Linked DNA regions of Mus musculus: region 1 is linked to region 2. A link is a loop called in an ENCODE intact Hi-C map of the cell type or tissue named here. Cell type or tissue: heart. All regions are shown on one strand. Each heading gives the region's core, and the rest is flanking DNA. Links, peaks and the distances in the headings are about the cores only. Region 1 has its middle 22 kb from the start of Tbc1d9b. Region 2 has its middle 38 kb from the start of Rnf130.

Region 1 (8,000 bases), core at 1-8,000, 120 kb after region 2:
TTTATTACAATCTCCATGGTAGAAGGGAGAATTCAGTTGGTCAGCAGTGAGTGGGAAGTCGCTATAGGATTTTCTTACTCTCCATCAACTTGAGAAAGTAATCTGTCCGTAGGTTACGAGATGCTTTTACCCCGAAACTTTTAGATGGTGTCACGTTTCCCTGTACCTATTACACTGATCTTGTGGCATTTTGTCCCATATTAACATAGTATATATTGATTTTTTTTTTTTGAGACAGGATTTGGCAATGCAGTTCAGAATGACCTCAGACCTACAATTCTCTCAAGGTCTGTTGCAGCCAAGGCAAATCCCAGTGATTACACTTTTTCCATGCTCTGAACCAGCCTCACATTCCTAGGGTAATCTCACTCACAGAGTGTGTCGTTGCAGTGTGCTAGGACTGTCAGACGACTTCTTTAGTTTGTAAGATAAGCTTGGCTCTTTGCTCCGCTTTGGCATCGTTGTAAACGCTGATCTCACCAGCTCTGCCCTCTGTGTTAGGAAGAGTACAAGGGCCGATGGTCCTTCAGATGCTGAGAACCCACATGGTCCAGGCTCCTCTTCCTAGGAAGTTTCGGGTTTCTCTAGTGTGCTCCTGCACTTGTTAGGGTTCCTGCAATTGTTGGGGCTCACTTGCTCACCCCTCAACCTCTCATCCTCTCTCATGGCTCTGGTGGTCCTGGCACTGTGAACTTGACCAGGCTGAACCCACACCTGCCGCCTCCAAATGCTCCACTACAGATGTGCACCACCTGCCACACACAGCTGGCTGTTTTCCTCTCTAAAGTGAAAGATTAGGTTATTGATCTGAGGTCTTTGGGGAGTTTTTGGTATTTTGGGGGTTTTGTTGTTGTTTTATCTGGGAACAGTCTGTATGTGCCAGGCTGGACTGGAACTCATAAGCTCAGTGAACCTTACACTCAGTATCCTCAGTAGGCAGGTTTTGCATGCTTGGCTTCTTTTTAAAGTATAGGTGCTTATAGCCAAAAGTCTCCCTCTGAGTTCTGTCTCTTCTAGCCATACTTCTTTCTATTTACTGATTTCTTCTTCCCCCTGTGATTTCTTCAACACACTGATTATTTGGCAGTTATAGTCTTTAAACCCTATGTATTTATAGATTTTTTTTCCCAGTCTGTTACAAATTTCCAATTTTGTTTTAAATTCTTCCAGATACCTTGGTTGGTTGGTTGAAATAGGTGGAGAGCTTTCGTGCCTTTTACCCTGTTTACTGTACCAAAGCTTCATTACTAGCCCATCAGTCGCAGAGGGCGCTCAGCGCGCACCTGGGAGGATGCTGCTGTTGCTAGGCACAGTGCTGTGTGAGTGTCTGCTGTGTCGAATTGGTTAATGTGTTCAGTTCTCTTTTCCTTGCTTCTCTTCTGTCCCTTCTGCCCGTCATAGACTGTGAGCACTGACTCTTCACCGACTGTTGTTAAAATCCTCTGCTTCTCCCTATGTGTAGGTTTTACACACATAGGCTTGCATATTGGGTCATGCCATGCACATGGAATCAGAGAAATGTTTAAGCCACAGTTTGCTCTTTGCATTCCTACACACTGAGCTTCACTGGTTGGGGACCCTTAGTGGCACAGCTGTCAGCTGACCTTTGATAGCTTCCTCAGTATAGTTTGGTGAATTAGTAGCATGGTCCCTGCCACCTCATCTTATTCCAGTGGAATCAAAGTGATTCTGCCTCCGCTGTTCCCTCTCATTTGTGATCAGCTGTTGCTTTCAAAATAGTCATCAGAAAATGGAGGAACTCAAACAGCAGTGTTGCTGTTTCTGCTTGTTTAATGTAGCTCCTCTCTCCACAGAGTCTCCGTCTTTAGCATCACATACTGCTTCTCTAAAAATTAGTACTATTAAATATTTTTGCAAGAAATAAAGCATAATTTTTGGCAAGAACTAAAAGATAAAAAGGAATAAAGTTATAGGTTACGACTGGAAGTGTAGGTCATCAGTAACTGAGATAAGAATGTGGTATTTTGTATCTTAGATATTTAACTGTTTTCGTGTTCTAATTGTGATCTCAGTAACCAAGAAAGTGTGTGTGTGTGTGTGTGTGTGTGTGTGTGTGTTGTGTATTAAAATGTGTTTTTTGTTCCTTTGGGCCCAATACAGAATTAGCATCAAAATAAAATTGTTTATTTTTTATTAGTCAGGATATGCATAGTTAATATATAAAATTGAATAATTTTTTCACGTAGTATTTTAAAACTTAGAATGTGACCATGTTTAGGCTGATGTGGGTATTTCAGCTCTAAATCCTTGGGGAAGAACATACAGTTGTTTTCACTTTAGGGTTTTGTTTTTTGTTTTTTAAACCAAAAATAAATGTTTTAAAGACTACTTTGTGTCACAGAAGCTCTGGCATCAGTGGATTCAGAGTTGGGAGGTGTGTCTAAAGAGGAACTTGCAGAGTCTCCTGGTCCTGTGTCAGGCCAAAGGCAGCTGCAGCCACTAAGCCTGAGCAAGCCTCATTTCCCTTTGGCCAGCAACTTTCGAGCTTTAGACTTTTTAAATAGCAGAGAAAAGATTCCCAAGTGCCCTTCCCTGTTTTCCTTTGCAGTTGTTTGGTTTTACTATAGTAAATTCCTTATCCAGAGTTTAAGAATTGGACTTAACAGCAGCAGACAACTCAGAAACTGAGCCTTGACTGCCTTCTCACTCGCTCTGCTTATGTTGGGTGTGAATGTGCTGCAGCCCGGCTTGGGTCGGGGACAAGCAGCAGAAGCCTGTGGCACTAGGTTCCTGTCCAGGCAAAGTAAACTGAGCCTGCACCATCTCAGCGTTTTCCCTGCGCCACAGCTAAAGCTGGCCTGTGACCCAGTGTCCACTTTATGTTGATTTGATCTGCATTAGAATGTGCAGCAGGCAAGCATGAGACCCTGCCTGACTCACTGAGCTTCCTGCAGCCCCAGACTCCTCACCAATGTATATAGGCTACTGTAGCAGCATATAGGACTTGGGAGATTTGAAAAATTGTGTTAGTGAAGGTGCCTGGCTCAGTAGTTTCTGCAGATTTCCTTCCTTTATTTAAAAAAAAAAAAAAAAAAAAAAAAGCTGATCCTGCAAAGCCTTTCCTGGTATTGAAAAGGGGAAAGCCTTGTCAGGCATATTCAGCCTAAGAAAGTCTCTGGGCCACTAAGGTCTAACAGCTCATCTTCATTTCCTTCCTGTTCACAAAGTGAACACTGGGTAGGCCGAGCTGTGTTCACCACGAAGGTACAAAAGGTCACTCTATCGGGGAGAACTCACAGCCAATGCTTAGAATCTTAGAAAGGCTCACTCTTGCCTCCCACTGCTTTATATGAGGAAAGCTTTCTGTGGAAATCCGTGCTGCTTTTCTCCCCCGAGCAGGAACCACGAAGCCTAAGACACAGTGACGCAACAGCCTTCTGACTTACGATCATGAACCTTCTGTCACCTGACCTGGAAGTAGGGCCTGGACCAGTATCCAAGCCTTTAAAAAAAATGAGAATCAGCAGATATTGAACATTACTTTGTCTTTTAAAAGAAGATTCAAGATAATAGATTTGTAAACAACTGTTGAGTCTCAGAACACAGGTTTCCATAGTGAAGAGTTTGGGGGCTGTTTTTGTTGTTTTGAGCCAAGGCCTCCGGTAGTCCAAGTTAGCCTCAACTTTCGCATGTAGACAAGGGTGAGCTTGACCTCTTAAACTCCTTGTCCACTTCCTCCCAGGGATGGTGCTCAAACCCAGGGCTCCATGCATGCTAGTTCAGCACTTAGCAACAGATTGCGCTCCCCAGCCTTTCCTAACTAATTCTTAAGTTTTGTCAAATCTGAGTTATTTAGAGGGCTTATTGAATACCACTGAGCACAAGACTGTCTGCCTTCACTTTGCAATGTTTTTTTTTTTTTTAGTTTCATCAAAAGACGATAACAATGTTTGCATCTGCTTCATCTAACGACCCTGGAAAGCTGTTGAAATGCAATTAAATTTTGATTGTCTCAGAAGGTTACTAGGTCACTAGACTTACAGTGTAGAAACAGTTTTGGCTTAGGCTGAGTTAGGCACAGTGGGGTAGGCAACCAGCATTTGGGAAGCTGTGGTAGGAGGATCCTGGCTATATAGTGAAACCTCATCAAAAACAAATATTTACACATAAGGAAAATAATAACAAATGGAAAATCCAAGAGGAAATAGATAACAGAGAGGGTAATAGTGTGTAATTCTAAGTGATGATTAAAATACTAAAAATGTCTTACCACTTGTATGGTGCCCTTTTTATGGTAGACATCTGTGACCATGAGTCTAGAAAGGCTAGAAGCCAGTGCTCTAGGCCTTTCTCTCAAGAGCATCAAACTGAATTCAAGGAACTATAGACTGTCATGAATGGAGGACAAACGCACAGCCGAGTCAATCAAGCCCAAAGGCATTTCTTTAAAAAAGAAAATGAAATTAACGTCATTTCCTGATCAAGGAGACACCAACACCCAATACTAAGAATGAAGACATATCATGAATGCACACGTCAGAAACTGCAAAGAAACACAGGAGAAATGGTGAGATCCGGAGTTCTAGGGAGGGAGACGGAGAGCTGTTTGATGGCTTTAGAGCTCCAGGCTTGCAGACTGGAAAAGTCCTGGAAACTTCCTTCACCATGAAACATACATAAAAGTGCTCAAGATGTACAAACAGGTTTCTCAATGATAACGACACCAAATTCTGTTAGTACTTTGTACCGTGATTTTTTAACAGTAGCTGTGGGGGCTGGAGCAGCAGCTTACAGCACTGGCTATTCATCCTGAGGACCCGAGTTCAGTTCCCAGCAGCCATGTTAGGTGCCTCACAACTGCCTGGAACTCCAACTTCAGGAAGTCCAGTGGCCTCTCCGGCTTCTTTGGGCATCTGCACTTAATGTGGCATACTCTAATACGGACCCAAACGCATTAATAAAAATAAAACTTTTTTAAAGTAATGATAAAAATAACTGGAATTTTGTCAATAAATTCTGAAGATTAAATGTTGATCAATGTCTTTCGATTTAAAATTGATATGAGAAATAGGAAATTAAGTTCACCAACATCTAAATAATACATTGGACCCTTAAGTTAAAATCATTCTTCAAAGAAACCCCTAAGGTCAGAGTGGCTCTCAACCTTCCTAATGCTGCCACACTTCACTACAGCTCTCCACGCTGTGACCCCAACCATAGAATTGCTCCTTCCTAACTGCAATTGTGCCACTGTTAAGAATTGTAAATGTCTGTGTTTCCCAATGGCTTCTACTGGGGAGCTCTTTGTGATATTTAAGGGAGAGTAGGAAAGGGAAAAGCTTCCCAAGTATTTCTGTGATCCACATAGCATCAGGGCCAGTTGACCACAGCTGAAAGGAAAGAAAGGGGAGATAGGTTATTTAGCAAATATAGATGTGAATATTTGGTTTTGTTTTAATCTATCTGTCTGTCTGTCTGTCTATCTATCTATCTATCTATCTATCTATGGGTGTTTTGCCTGCATGCCTGGTGCCCAAGAGGACAGAAGGAGGCATTGGGTCCTCAGGTGGTTATGTGCTGCCCTGTGGGTGGGAAATAAAATCCAGTTCCTCTGGATGAGCAGCTGCCCCAGCTCCAAAGATCCGGGGGGTTTAAACAAAATATTAGTGGAAAGAGTCTTGATAGCATGTAAATAGGAAAACCTAAGAGTTTGTTTGTGTGTCTAAATCTGTACAGGTGCGTGTGCCTGTGTGTGTGCCTGTCTGCCTGTGCCTGTCTGTCTGGGTGTGCGTATGTCAGTATGTGTGACAATATGTGTATCTGAGTGTGTGGCTGTGTGTTTCTTCTGAAACAGGTTCTGTTGTTATCCCAGGCTTGCTTTGAATTTAGGACAGCCCTGTCTCAGCCTCCCAAGTGCTCAGATTACAGCTGTGTAGTACATACCTGACTCTGGCCATCTGTGGCTTTGTTTCTTTGAAAATGAGTACATTTGAAATAATTGACAGGAGCAGGGGGAGCGATTTTTCTTAATAATTATAGGAGAAAATGCTAAAATTTCCAAGATATTTCGTAAAGAAAATGACCCACAAAACCATGGCTTCCATTCCAAATGAATGTGTTGAATATACAGCAGGATTGAGGGAAAGAAGCGAACAGTGTACATCAGAAAGACAGTAGAGTGTTAGATCTGACACTTCCACTGTCTACTAGGCCTGACTGGAAAAGCCTGGCACCAAGTAGTTCACCGGGGTGAGTGACAAATAAGGAGGGTCCTAGGCAAAGTGTCCTCTCCTGCGTGAGACTTTCAGTCATTTCTTCCCACCATTGGTGCTCTTGCATCAAGAAATAAACAGTAACTGCTTTGCGCTGGACAATGGGGTGGTGTGTGTAGCAGCCCCGCCTCCAGAGCCAGTGTTTCCCTGAGCTTACATAGCACACAGCAATTTACTAAGGAAATGTCTATCACAGATGCCAGATCTTGACTATAGTGCATTTTTAAAATGACCACAAGCATAAGAACATGCTCCTTTCCAACTGTACGGAAGTAGGCCTACTGTGAGTCTCCTACCACACCGTCAGTAGCAATGTTAGCTACTATAGTAAGGCAAGAAAAAGAAATGAAAGGTATAAGTAAAAAGTAAGATGACTAAAACTACCACTGTCCACAGACAACCTAAGGAGAGAATCCTCGGCGCCTACAAACCAGCTCTTAAAATGAATACGCAAATTTAGCAGAATCAGTCACACATTGAGGTACCAAGCCAGGCCCAGTGGCATGAACCAGCTACCCAGGCTGAGGGAGGAGGGCCATCGGACCCAGAGCTCTGCACCCAGTCAGCAAGATCCTGTCTTATTTAAATAATATATCAACAGTAAGCAATTAAAAATGAAATTTTCAAAAAGATACTGCTTACAAGAGTATCAAGTAGACAGCCTGTGAAGGAATAAATCTGAAAGAGACGCAGGGCTTCTACACAGAGAGCTACTGTGCACTGCCGGGACATTCAAGGTGATGTAATAGAAGGATTGTCACAAGTTGGAGGAAGGACAAACTCAGTATTGTCTCATATTAATCTGCAGATCCCTGAAGTTTCTGTAAGATTCTAGGAGGCAAGTGTGAAGAGGCATAACTTGACAAACTTGATAATTTCTAGACGACAAGCAGAGGACTTACAGAGACTGCTAAGCCCATGCAATGCTGACCAGGAGCATCACGGGGTTAACTCCCGAACACTGCATCTAGGGACGCTTTGCAGCAAGAGACCAGCAGGGCCTGTGCAGGATGGCACCATGTCTGCTGTGTCTGCACAGGTGAAAAAGGAATCAAAATTCCTGCCATACTTGAAAATTTGGGCCCAAATGTGAAAGGCTACATGAACAACGAAACTTCCAGAAGGTAGAATTGAGTATCTTCAAAACTATGGGTTTTGGCTAAGAAGCAAAGAATTAATCATGACTTTAAAAGATACACAGGCCGAGGGCTGGAGAGATGGCTCAGCAGTAAAAAGCATTGCCTGCCCTTCCAGAGGTTCTGAGTTCAATTCCCACAGCCTTCAGTAGTGGGATCCAGTGCTCACTTCTGGTGTGTCTGAAGACAGCTACAGTGTCCTCATATAAATAAATCTCTCTAAACACTAAACACACACACACACACACACACACACCGAGCCAAGCAGGTAGTAAACAATTTACTATCAGCATTCAGAAAGCAGAGGCAGACAGATCTCTGTAAGTTTGATGCCAGCATGGTCTACATAGTAAAATTCCAGAGCAGTCAGGGCTAAGTGGAAAGAGACTGTGTTAAAAAAAAAAAAAAATCAATGAATAAAAATGTAAAAAAGGACACAGCAGGTGATGTAATAGACAAGTTGATCCACATTCTTTACTTCCTTGGCAAAAGCAGCTTCCTGCCTCTCCCTGAAATTTGTGGGGTGTGTGTGTGTGTGTGTGTGTGTGTGTGTGTGTGTGTGTGTGTTCAATGAAGCCAGGTTAATGAACTAAGTGTGAACATTCTTAGCCTCTACTCTTATTTGGTGCTA
Region 2 (10,804 bases), core at 1,190-9,189:
TTGGACAAGAACTGAATCTCTAAGCCAGATGGGGTTGTGGGTCTGTGACCCTAACACTCGGTTGGTTAGGCACAAGGATCAACAGTCCAAGGCCAGCCTGGGCTACATACATAGCAAGACCGTATCTCAAAAAAATAAAATAAAATAAACCCTTTCTCCCTCCAGTCCCTTGGGGCTGGGGTATGGATCTCAGTGGTAAATGACTTGCCTACAATGTTCAAAGTCCTGAGTTCAGCCCACAGCACTTCAAAAACATTCTAATAATTTGAAATGAGGGTTCCCACTTCGATGCCCAGAACAAAGAGCCTGTGGTCTTGCCTAGAGCCACGTGCTGTTAGAAAAAGCTCTGTGGATAAGGTACAGAGTGAAGTAACTATATGTGGTGAAAATGACTTCTTCTAAATCCTCTAGAAATTATCTTACATCATGGAGCAACTCAAGAAAGTTTACTCAGGGAAGTCTGCACTTTGGAGATGGATCCGTGTGTAAAGTATTTGCTGGCCAAGCACGAGGACCTGAGTTCACATCAGCACCCAGGAAAAAAGCCAGGCATAGCAGCACATATCTGTGCACACCAGCACCAGAGGAAAAGAGACGGTCAGGTCCCAGGAGCCCACTGGCCAGACAGTCTAGCCAAAATGATGAACTCCAGATTCAGTGAATCACCCTGTCTCAAAAGAAGGAAGTGGAAGCCGGGCGGTGGTAGTGTTCATCTTTAATCCCAGCACTGGGGAGGTAGAGGCAGATGAGCTCTGAGTTCGAGTCCAGCCGGATCTACAGAGTAGCTGCCAGGATATCCAGGGCTACACAGAAAAACCCTGTCTCAGGAAGTCAAAATGAACAAACAAATAAATAAACCCTGTTTCTAAAAACCAAAATAAATAAATAGACAAACAAACAAATATGAATAAAGCAGAGGCTAACAGAAGACATCAAATATTGACATCTGCACTCCATTCTCATGTACAAGTACACCCAAACACACATCTGCATCCACATGCACACACACACACACACACACACATCAAAACAAAAGAGACAAGAAAATTTACTAAAACTGTATAAACTATGAGTCTTGTGACATTTGAACCGTGACCACTTCCTCTCATGAGCAACAACACAAGTCAACTCCAAAGGGCACAGCCAAGAACACAAAGCCCGACAGGATTCAGCCCTACAAAGAAGACAGGCTGCCAGGCTCTCCCACTGGGGGTCCAGCTCTACTAAGGTGCAGCCTCGACTGAGCAAAGCAGAGAGGTAAGGAGCCCTTCCTGCACACAGCCCCATGCAGAGAATAGATGGTCCTCGCTGCTTCCTCTGGGAGTGTCAGGGGCCCTGCTCACACTCACAGTAGCTCACCCATGTGGTGGAAATACCTTGCTGTGGAGAAAGGAAGGAAGGGAGGGAGGGAGGGAGGGACGGAGGGAGGGAGGGAGAGAGGGAGGGAGAGAGGAAAGAAAAGAGACAGAAAGATGTCCCATTTAGTATTCAACGCAAAAAGCAAGGGTGTCACCCTGAGAAAGGGGGCCATGATCAAGCTGTAAGCACAGGCGTCTCTTAAACTCTTCAAAGACTACTTCAAACCCAAGGATAATTTCAAAACCACTAAAGATCTCAGTAGCAAGAAATTAATAGAAGGCCACAGCTACAAAATCCCAATAAGCTAAGCGTAAGGCAAACAGCTTACCAAAGCAAATCACTGAAAAACAATGTAAGCCACAGGGAGCCCTCCTGGGATCTGAACAGCCTGCCCCTGGGACAGAGCCTGCACTTCAGCTGTCAGCCTTTGCAGCAATCCACGGCCCCAGACATTGTTGTGAACAGCAGACCTGTTAGACTTCAGTGAGCTGGAGTGTAGCAGCTAGATGCGATACCAGCAAAGGCAGACAGCTAATGGAGGGATGGGAGACAGTCACAGGGCTCACTGGGCAAGCCATTGTCCTTTCAGACTGACCACATACATGCCCAGGGCCATACTCTAAATGCCCAGTGCCCAAGTTAAAGTTAAAAGACATGAGTTCAAAACAAAACAGAACAGAAATCCCATGACATGAATGGGTGGGGTGAGGTGGAGTGGAGAAAGCAACAGAAACCACTGAGAGGAGGTGCCAGCTGTCATATATATGTTGAAATTGCCACTGGAGATCATACTTGAGAAATAACGGAAAGTCTGGTAGCAATAAAGTTTTTTTTTTTTTTTTTTTTTTTTTTGGTTTTGGTTTTGGTTTTGGTTTTTCGAGACAGGGTTTCTCTGTGTAGTCCTGGCTGTCCTGGAACTCACTCTGTAGACCAGGCTGGCCTTGAACTCAGAAATCCACCTGCCTCTGCCTGACAAGTGCTGGGATTAAAGGCGTGCACCACCATGCCTGGCCTAAAAGAGATTTCTTTAAATGTTGTTGGAGGTGGGCTGGAGACATGGGTCGGAGGGTAAGAGCACTTGACTTGCTGATTTTCCAGAGGACCCTGGTTTGATTCCCACTACTCCCATGGTGGCTAACAACTCTAGTTTCAGGAAATCAGTTGCCCTCTTCTGGCTTCTTACTGCATTTAGGTGGTACACAGGTAAAAACACCCATACACATAAACTAAAATTTTAAATTAAAACAAATGTTACTGGAGATTGGATGGTTACTTTATAGCAGAGCAGAGGTAAGAAAAAGAATCAGAAATCCTGGAGTTGGAAAGCTAGAAGGGTACCGAGCATACTATTTGAGAAACAGGGAAAAAAATCAAGAATAGTGAACAGAATCTCATAACAACATGTGGCACCATTCACTGCACTGGGATAAACATAATGGGAATAGCAGAAAGGGATATCAAATAGCAGGAAAATTATATCATAGTTGAAATAATAGCCTCAAACTGACAACATCGATGCACATGTCTAAAAGATTCAACAAACTCCACCCAGGATAGACCCAAAAGACACAACACAGGCAGACAGACAGACAGACAGACACACACACACACACACACACACACACACACACACACACACAGGAGACAGAGAGAGAGAACAGATCACACAGAGCACATACAGATACATACAGGAACACACATGCATGTTCATGTGTGTGTGCGTGTGTGCACATACACACTGTAGCAAAAGTACAAAACAGAAAAAGAAAGGTTTCAAATGAAGCAAGATAAAAGTGACTTACCATCTACAGGAGGACTCCAATAATATGAATGGCTGTGATATAATCATATTAGAGGCCATATGGCCAGAGAGATAGGCTGGAAGATGCTGGAGTTGGGGAGTGGCCTCTGGTCAAATGTGTGACAGTGTAAGGGTGTACTCCTCGGCTGTCTGTCACTGTGACAACATGCCTGAACTAAACCAGCCATCAGGAGGGAAGCCTTACTTTGGTTTGCCTCAGAGATTCAGACATGGCTGCTTGGCTCCTGTAAAAAGACAGAGTCGCAGCAAAAGCACGCAATATGCAAGAACCCACAGGCATAAGTTCCTTCCAAGTTGGCCCTACCCCCTAGAGGTTCTGCCACCTCCAAGAACACCACAGGCTGGCAGCCAAGCCTTTGGGCCTCTGGGAGGATATTGTAGCTTGTAGGAAATGTCCCCTGTAGACTCACATGGTTCCCCATTGGTGAGATGTTGTGGGGGTTGTGGGATCTTTAGGAGGCAGAACCTAGCAGGTGGAGGTGAGTCACTGGGGGACCGGCTTTGAGGCTCATAGCTTGGCCCTGCTCTGGACCTCTCTGTGTTCCTACTGTGTTCTGGCCACCCCCACTACCATGCCCTCCCCGTCATGGTGGTCAGTATCCTCTCAAACCGCAAGCCAAAATCCTTCTTCTATTTAGATATTTCGTTCAGGTATTTATCCCAGTGATGGAAGCCAGACAGGTAGCTGGTGTGTGCAGAGGACTCGGCTCTCACCTTATGGGTCTTTGAGAGCTATCACGATTTGAGTGTGAAGCATCCCTCCTGGGCTCATGTGTTTGAACACTTGGTCATCAGCTGGTGGTCCTAGTTCGTGAGGATATAGAACCTTTAGAAGTGAATCCTTGGAGACAAACCTTGAACACTGAACGGGGTCTCTGCCTGAGCCTCTGCTGTCATCACCATGAACTTTACCATGTCTTCCCCAGTAGGATGGAATAAGACGATGGTCAGAATAAGTCTTTCTTTATGTAAGTCACTTCTGTTCCATATTTTGTTGCGAGGATATAGGAAAAGTACCTCAGGGGCCATTGAAGAGTCATAGTTTCTGACAATCCTGTTATTTTGTAGAAAGGTGGTCAGTGTGTCAGGTGGAAAAGAAAAAAGGAAACCTAAGAACATGGTGAAGCCAGCAGGCGACCGCTGCATGAGAAGGAGACAGCATGGCCTTAATTATTAATATTTTATTTTTAGTTGAAATGTGGTGGGTGTACGAGTGCAGTACCCACGGAGGCCAAAAGAGGGCGACATATCCCCTAGAGCTGGAGTTATAGGCTGTTGTTAATTGCCTCAGTGTGGATGCTAGGACCAAGGTTTTAGATCTGAAGATATGCTGCAAATTGCTTTCCCAAATAGCTATGTCTCCAGCCAATCCCTTATTGGTGCTTTTCTGTGAAATGTCGCAGGCACCAGAGACATATGCCCTCTGGTTTTTTGCCAAATTTCCAATAAAGAGGCCAACCCATAAGCGGTAGCTTACACATTGATTTTCTTTTTCCTTTTTTTCTTTTCTTTTCTCTTTTTGTATTGCATTAAAATGATATCCTGATTGCTGAGGTCTGTGTGGCTTCATCAAGTCTATGCCCCTTCTTTTTTATTTTTATTTTTATTTTTAAAAAAACTATAGTTTTTTGCTATGGAGGCTTGCAGAGTGAGCAGTCCTATGTAGAGCCACCAGGAGGCACCCTCTCCCCATTGCCCCCTACACAGCTCCAGCACACGCTTGGGACACAGCCAAGGGTGTCTTGACCAGACAGTAGCTCCACTCTGGGCCCAAACCTAACGCCCCACCCCCCCACCCCCCAGTCCCCCGCTCCCACAATGTCCTGGAATCTATTCCCTCCTTTCCACCTTGCCCTTCCTGAGATCTGGTCTTACTGCCCAATCTCATGAGGAGATCTTTCTCCCTGCTTGCTTTTAGATTCGGCTTCACAGATGGAGGGCCCGCTGTAAAATGAAGGCTAAACAGTGACGGCTGATGGAAGTACTCCTTGCACACTAACTTCTTTCCTGAACTTTCTGCAAGGAGTGTGTGTGTGTGGGGGGGGGGTGCGCTGAATGTGTGGAGACTATGATGTCTGCCTGAGGCTTATGTTCCAGAAGGGACTTGGGTGACTGGGCCTGTCACAAACCTGGTGCAAAATTTAGTAGAGTGCCCACGACTCAGATTAATACGATTTTTCTTTTTTTTAATTTAAAGATACGTTCTTCCTATGTAGCCCTAACTGGTCTACAACCTGCCATAAAGAGCAGGCTGGCCTGGAACTTGAAATTATCCTCTTGTTTCTGGAATGCTGGGGTCACAGGCATGAGCCACTATGCCCAGCTGAGTGAAATATTTTTTAAAAAACAAAACAGAATCTTGCTGTGAGCTCAAATTGGCCTGGAACTTACAATCTGAGTGTTTGGGCCTTAGGAATGCTGGGATCGCAGGTCTGGGCTACCATGACAGATTGCAATTTAAAAAGAAAAAGTTAATGAAGAGTGAATCCACGTAGTACCATTTTTTAAATTATTATGCTATGAGAGAGGGCCAGCAGTATTACAGACCAGAGAGCAAATTTTTGGAGTCTGACCTCTCTCAGCCATGGGGTCCAGGGGTCAAATTCTAGCTACCAACCTTGTGTGTGAATCACTCATACCCCCTGAGCCATCTTGATGGCCCAAGGATCAGTATTTTCTAGCCAGGGTCACACATTTCCTTTGTCTCGGGCTCCAGTGCTCTGGCCTTGCAGTTGAAATGCTAATTACCCTGACTGGGACATTCCACATTTTACAGGAACATCAAATTATCATCCTGTACTCCATAAAAATGTACAAGTGTATCCCAATTAACTTGTTAAATTTTGTTTTTACATATTAAATTGTATTTCGTGTGTACGAAGGTGGTACACTCATGCCACAGTGCCAGTGTAGAGGTCAGAGGACAAGCTGCTGAGCTGTGGGAGTCAGTTCTTGCCTTCTACCAAAGGGGTCCAGAGGATGGAGCTCCAGTCAGCAGGCTCAGAGGTAGAGCCTTTACCAGCTGAAGCATCTTGAGGCTCTAATTCTTTAAATTCTTATTACGTGTGTGTGTGTGTGTGTGTGTGTGTGTGTGTGTGTGTGTGTGTGTGTGTGAATTCGCCATGAGTGCAGTGCCCATGGAGACCAACAAAGGTCATCAGATTATCTGGTAATGGTGTTACATGTTTTGTAAGCTGTTCCCTGTAGATGCTGGGAATGGAACTTGGGTCCTCTGAGCCATCTCTTCAGCCCTGCTCCTAAATTGTTTAAATATTGTTTATTTGGAAGTTGAGATATTTTAGCTTGCTTTGATTGCACCTGAAGCAAGGGCATCCCTCACTGCACTTGAGTGCTAGCCTCAGCAGAGACTGTGAGAATCCCAACATTAGCTTTCAGAAACTAAGAAAAGAGTTAGTGTTACCATATGACCCAACAACCCAAACTTATAAATATAAACTCCCCCAAAATGAAAACATGCATTTATGCAAAAACTTGTATATAAATGTTCATTGCAGCATTAACCCACAATATACAAAGCATGAGGGTGGAATATAGCAGTGCCATTCCCTGTGAGTCCAGCATTCAAACACAGGAGTCTATGGGGGCCAAACCTATTCAAACCGCCACAGGTAGAGATGGACACGCTCAGGAATTTGACACCATTGATCATTGCACAAGAAAGCCCTGACTATGTATGTTAAAGTTTTATGTTGCATAAAATGTCATAAGAATGAGATCTCAATTTAAGGGAAAACCAAATAATGTGTTGGAGGATAAACTATTTACGAAATCTCTGTGGTAAAGACACTTGATGGGGCCTGAGTGACAAGAAGGGGGCACATAGGGGTTCTACTGAGGAAAAGGACATTCTAAGCTAAGGCCCTAACCCTTGCAAAGGCCCAGAGCTGACAGCACCTGCTCAGACATCATCCGTTCACTCTACAAATAATATTCAACAAAAGCCAGCATTTCTCAATGTGTGGGGGGTCACATACCAGATATCCTGCATATCAAATATTTACATTACGGTTCATATCCATGGCAAAATTACAGTTATGGAAGTAGCAACAAAATAACTTTATGGTAGGGGATCAACAGAACGTGAGGAACTGTATTAGAGGGTGGCAGCGTTAGGAAAGTTGAGAGTGATGATTCTAATCTGTGCTGGGTACAATGTTTCAGAATAGATCAGGAACAAAACATGTTATAAGTTTTGGCATTGTGTTTTTTAAAAAGTTAAGCTAAGAAAGAAAACAAAGCAGGGCCGGTGAAGAGTCAGGGGTAGAGGAGCTCTGTCAAGGTTCTAGGGAAATTTCCCTGAAGTAATAATGTTTGAGCAACAAGGAAAGGGGATTTGCTGGGGTTGGAAACAGGGAAAGGGAATGCTGGGATTGGAAAAAGGGAAAGGGAATGCTGGGATTGGAAAAAGGGAAGGGGAATGCTGGGATTGGAAAAAGGGAAAGGGAATGCTGGGATTGGAAAAAGGGAAACGGAATGCTAGGAGTAGCCCTACAGATGGATGGAGGACAGGGCAGCAAGGGCCTGGGCCTCTGTGGATGGGAACAGTGAAGGAGGGTTAGAGGGATATTGTCAACAAGTAAAGTGAAAGCAAGACCACCCCCACCACTAATGACTACTTCTGGTTCCCAGAAGACATGTCCAGAAAAAAAACGGTAAAAGTGTATCTAAACAGGACCAGCAAGGAAAACAAGAGGACCCAGAGGCCCTGTAAACTACCCAAACCAGCGACAGTTGAGCTTAGCAGCCTTGGGGCCACTCCCATCCAAAAGGGAAAAACCTGCTAGCTACTTTCTCTTTCTCTGGGGCTCTTGTCTGTCTCTGGACTTGCATTCTTTGTTCCAGGGAGGGAACAAGCCCTGGCATCCTCTAGGTGACTACTAGCACCCCTCACTCTATACCCCCACCCCCACTACCTATCCCCAAATCTCTACTCCCTACCCCCCAAACTTCCCTCCCTAGCCCCCAACCTCCCACTCCCTATCCCCAACCCCTCCTTCCTAATCCTACCTCCACCTCCACTCTGCCTTCTCCCCTCCTTCTCCCCTCCCCTCTTTACAAGGGACTGTGAGCAAGGACCTGCTATGGCCTGCTAGGGCAGGAAGCAAACAAGATTCACAACTGGATCATCTCCCAAAGAGCAAGATGTCCTGACTGCTGTGGATTAAATAGCCTCACCCCTTATGCTGGCAGCTAACTTTATTGAGGAGGTGAGGTTAAGTTGGGCATAACTGTGCTTGCTCATGATTCCAGCACTCAGGGGACTGAGGCGGGAGGATTGCTATGAATTCAAAACCAGACTGGGCTACAGAACAAATACCACGCCAAGCCAGGCTGTGTGAGACCCTGACTCAATATACAATATCTTCTTGTGTCATGGAAATCCACATATGACGATTTATTGCAAGCAAGCAAAGAAAGAAACAAACAAAACCACTTCAGAAAAGGTTCGTTTAACAGACTTTAATTAAGCAAACAATATCTGGTGAATTGGGGGAGTCCACAAAACACAGATATGTTTGGAAAAACTGCCTGCAACATGGTCAGGTAGCATTTATGCATAGGAAGCATGGATGCGGTGTAGAGCTCCTTAATTGCTTATACATCTATGTTTGCCTGATTTGAGTGGGCTGGCAGCCTGTAAATGACTGGAGCCCGGGGCTATGAAACTTGAGTATTTGCTACGTTCATATATTTAAATGATAAATCACGGTGCAGATCATTATGAGGACTAGCGTACACAGGCATCCCGAAACCAAAATTAGTTAAGCACATTGTTGCCATTCAACAGTTCTGAACGGCTGAAGGTCCTGCTGTGCCAGAATTCTCTAATTCAGCTCGAAGGAACCACCACTGTGGCTCTCTGGCAAAGGCAGGAGCTCTGATCCCATACTCAGAATGTCGGCTCAGTAATCCAAGGCAGGCCCAGAAGTCGTGATCTTAACCAACGTAGGTGCTGGCAGGCCCCCCACACTAACAACACAGCTGCCCAGGTTTTCGCACACAGCACTCAAGCCAATGACCATGTAAAAGCATGAAGCGTTGAACGCAGACAGCAGGCGAGCCCCTTTAGCCTGGCAAGCACAACGGGTGCAATTTAGTTGACTGCTGGCAAACATTTAGAATGGGATAATTATGCAAAACTTGGGCTTCTAACCACTCCTGAAAGGTTTCCCTGTCTTCCAGCTCCTGCCTGGCTATCTATCAACGTTACACTTGTGGTCTCTCCCATGTCTGTGCAACACACCTGGGCTGTAGTCAATCCAGGCTCCTTTAGGACTACAGACTGGCAGGGTGAGAGACAACAGACCACCCTTCTCTGTTCTGGATGCCCAAAGAAAGCATCCCCCTGCCCCTCCGTCAAGGTGCAGGCATAATTAGTATGGAGTGAAAACCCACTTCCTGGTTCACGGAGAGGTGCCTGCTCACTGTGTCCTCGTGTCACAGGAGTGGGGGAGTTCTCTTAGATCTCTTTTGCTCTTATTTATTTTTATTTGCATTTATTTTTTTAAGACAGGGTCTCCCTGTTTAGCACAGACTAGCTTTGAGCTTTCAACCTCTGGCCTCAGCCTCTGGAGTGCTGGGATTATAGACCTGCACTGTAATATATACATAGTGCCCTCGGGTCTCTTTAGTAATAGCAATAATCTGTTATGAGGGCCTTACATTCACGACCATAATGACACTTCCCACGCATCACTTTCAGCTACCCCACACTATGCTTTCAGTATGTCCACCCCCCTCCCAAACTTCATAGTTAAAAAACTTTATTCTTCCAAGATGCTGATAGTATTTGAAAGTGGGCTGGAGGTGAGGCCATGAAGTGGGTATTAAATGAGGCCAAGAGGGAGGTGGGATTAGGTTTTGGGATGCTCCGTGAGGCTGTGACTACAGTCATAAGGAGGTCATGAGGTGAGCATTAGATGAGGCCCTAAGACTAGGTGAGATGAGGTTAGAAGGAGAGTTACATGAGGTCATGGGGTAGAGGTTACATGAGCTCTTGGGGTAAAGGTGGGATGAGGCCATGAGGTAGGGTTAGATGAGGTCATAGGGTAGATTAGATGAGGTCATCAGGAAGGTTGTATGACGCCATAAGGTAGGTAAGTCATAAGTGAAGTCATGAGTGGGCATTAGATGAGGTCACAGGTAGGCTCTCCATGATGGAGTTACTGGCTTTGTAAGAGCAGAGATCTGAGCAATATACCTGCTGCTTTCTCCCTATGTGATGCCTCCTGCCTCGCCATGGATACAGCAGGATGGTCCTCACCAGATGCAAGCATCTTGGCACTGGAGTTTTCCAGCCTCCAGAACAGTGAGAACTACATACCTCTTCTTTAATTCACCTGTGATAATCCACTATAGTGACACAAAAAGAACAGACTCCATCCCACTGTGGATTTGGCTTCAGTGTACAAACCTTCTACTGAACACAAGCCACTTTTGAAGTGTCATGAAATCAAGGTGCCTTAAGTTGAGCGATCTAAGGTAGGAACCCTCTGGGTTATTAGTATCACTCACTTTCATCTAAGGCACTTTAACATGAAGGAAAAGAGGGGGAACAAATCAATGGAAAGCTCTATCCAAACAGAGCCACTGCTAACTTCC

Evidence for each region. Hi-C counts contacts between places; a loop is a spot of excess contacts. Peaks named below come from ENCODE experiments on the same cell type or tissue, not always from the same donor. Only the 100,000 strongest peaks of a DNase experiment are listed, where the experiment ranks them.
Region 1: it touches region 2 in a loop (3-fold over the local background); 12 of 42 quality-filtered maps call a loop at or near these places.

Annotation. Positions count from the first base shown.
Region 1 is chr11:50,105,822-50,113,821 of GRCm38, forward strand. It overlaps a transcript of Rnf130 not described here. Among named protein-coding and RNA genes, the nearest start is that of Tbc1d9b, 22 kb to the right of the region's middle. In heart, for the core only: no CTCF peak of the experiment used is centred there; a DNase peak (open chromatin) is centred at 3,260; H3K27ac peaks cover 348 bases.
Region 2 is chr11:49,981,963-49,992,766 of GRCm38, forward strand. No RefSeq gene overlaps it. Among named protein-coding and RNA genes, the nearest start is that of Rnf130, 38 kb to the right of the region's middle. In heart, for the core only: CTCF peaks have their summits at 4,409 (motif pointing right) and 4,609; no DNase peak of the experiment used is centred there; H3K27ac peaks cover 318 bases.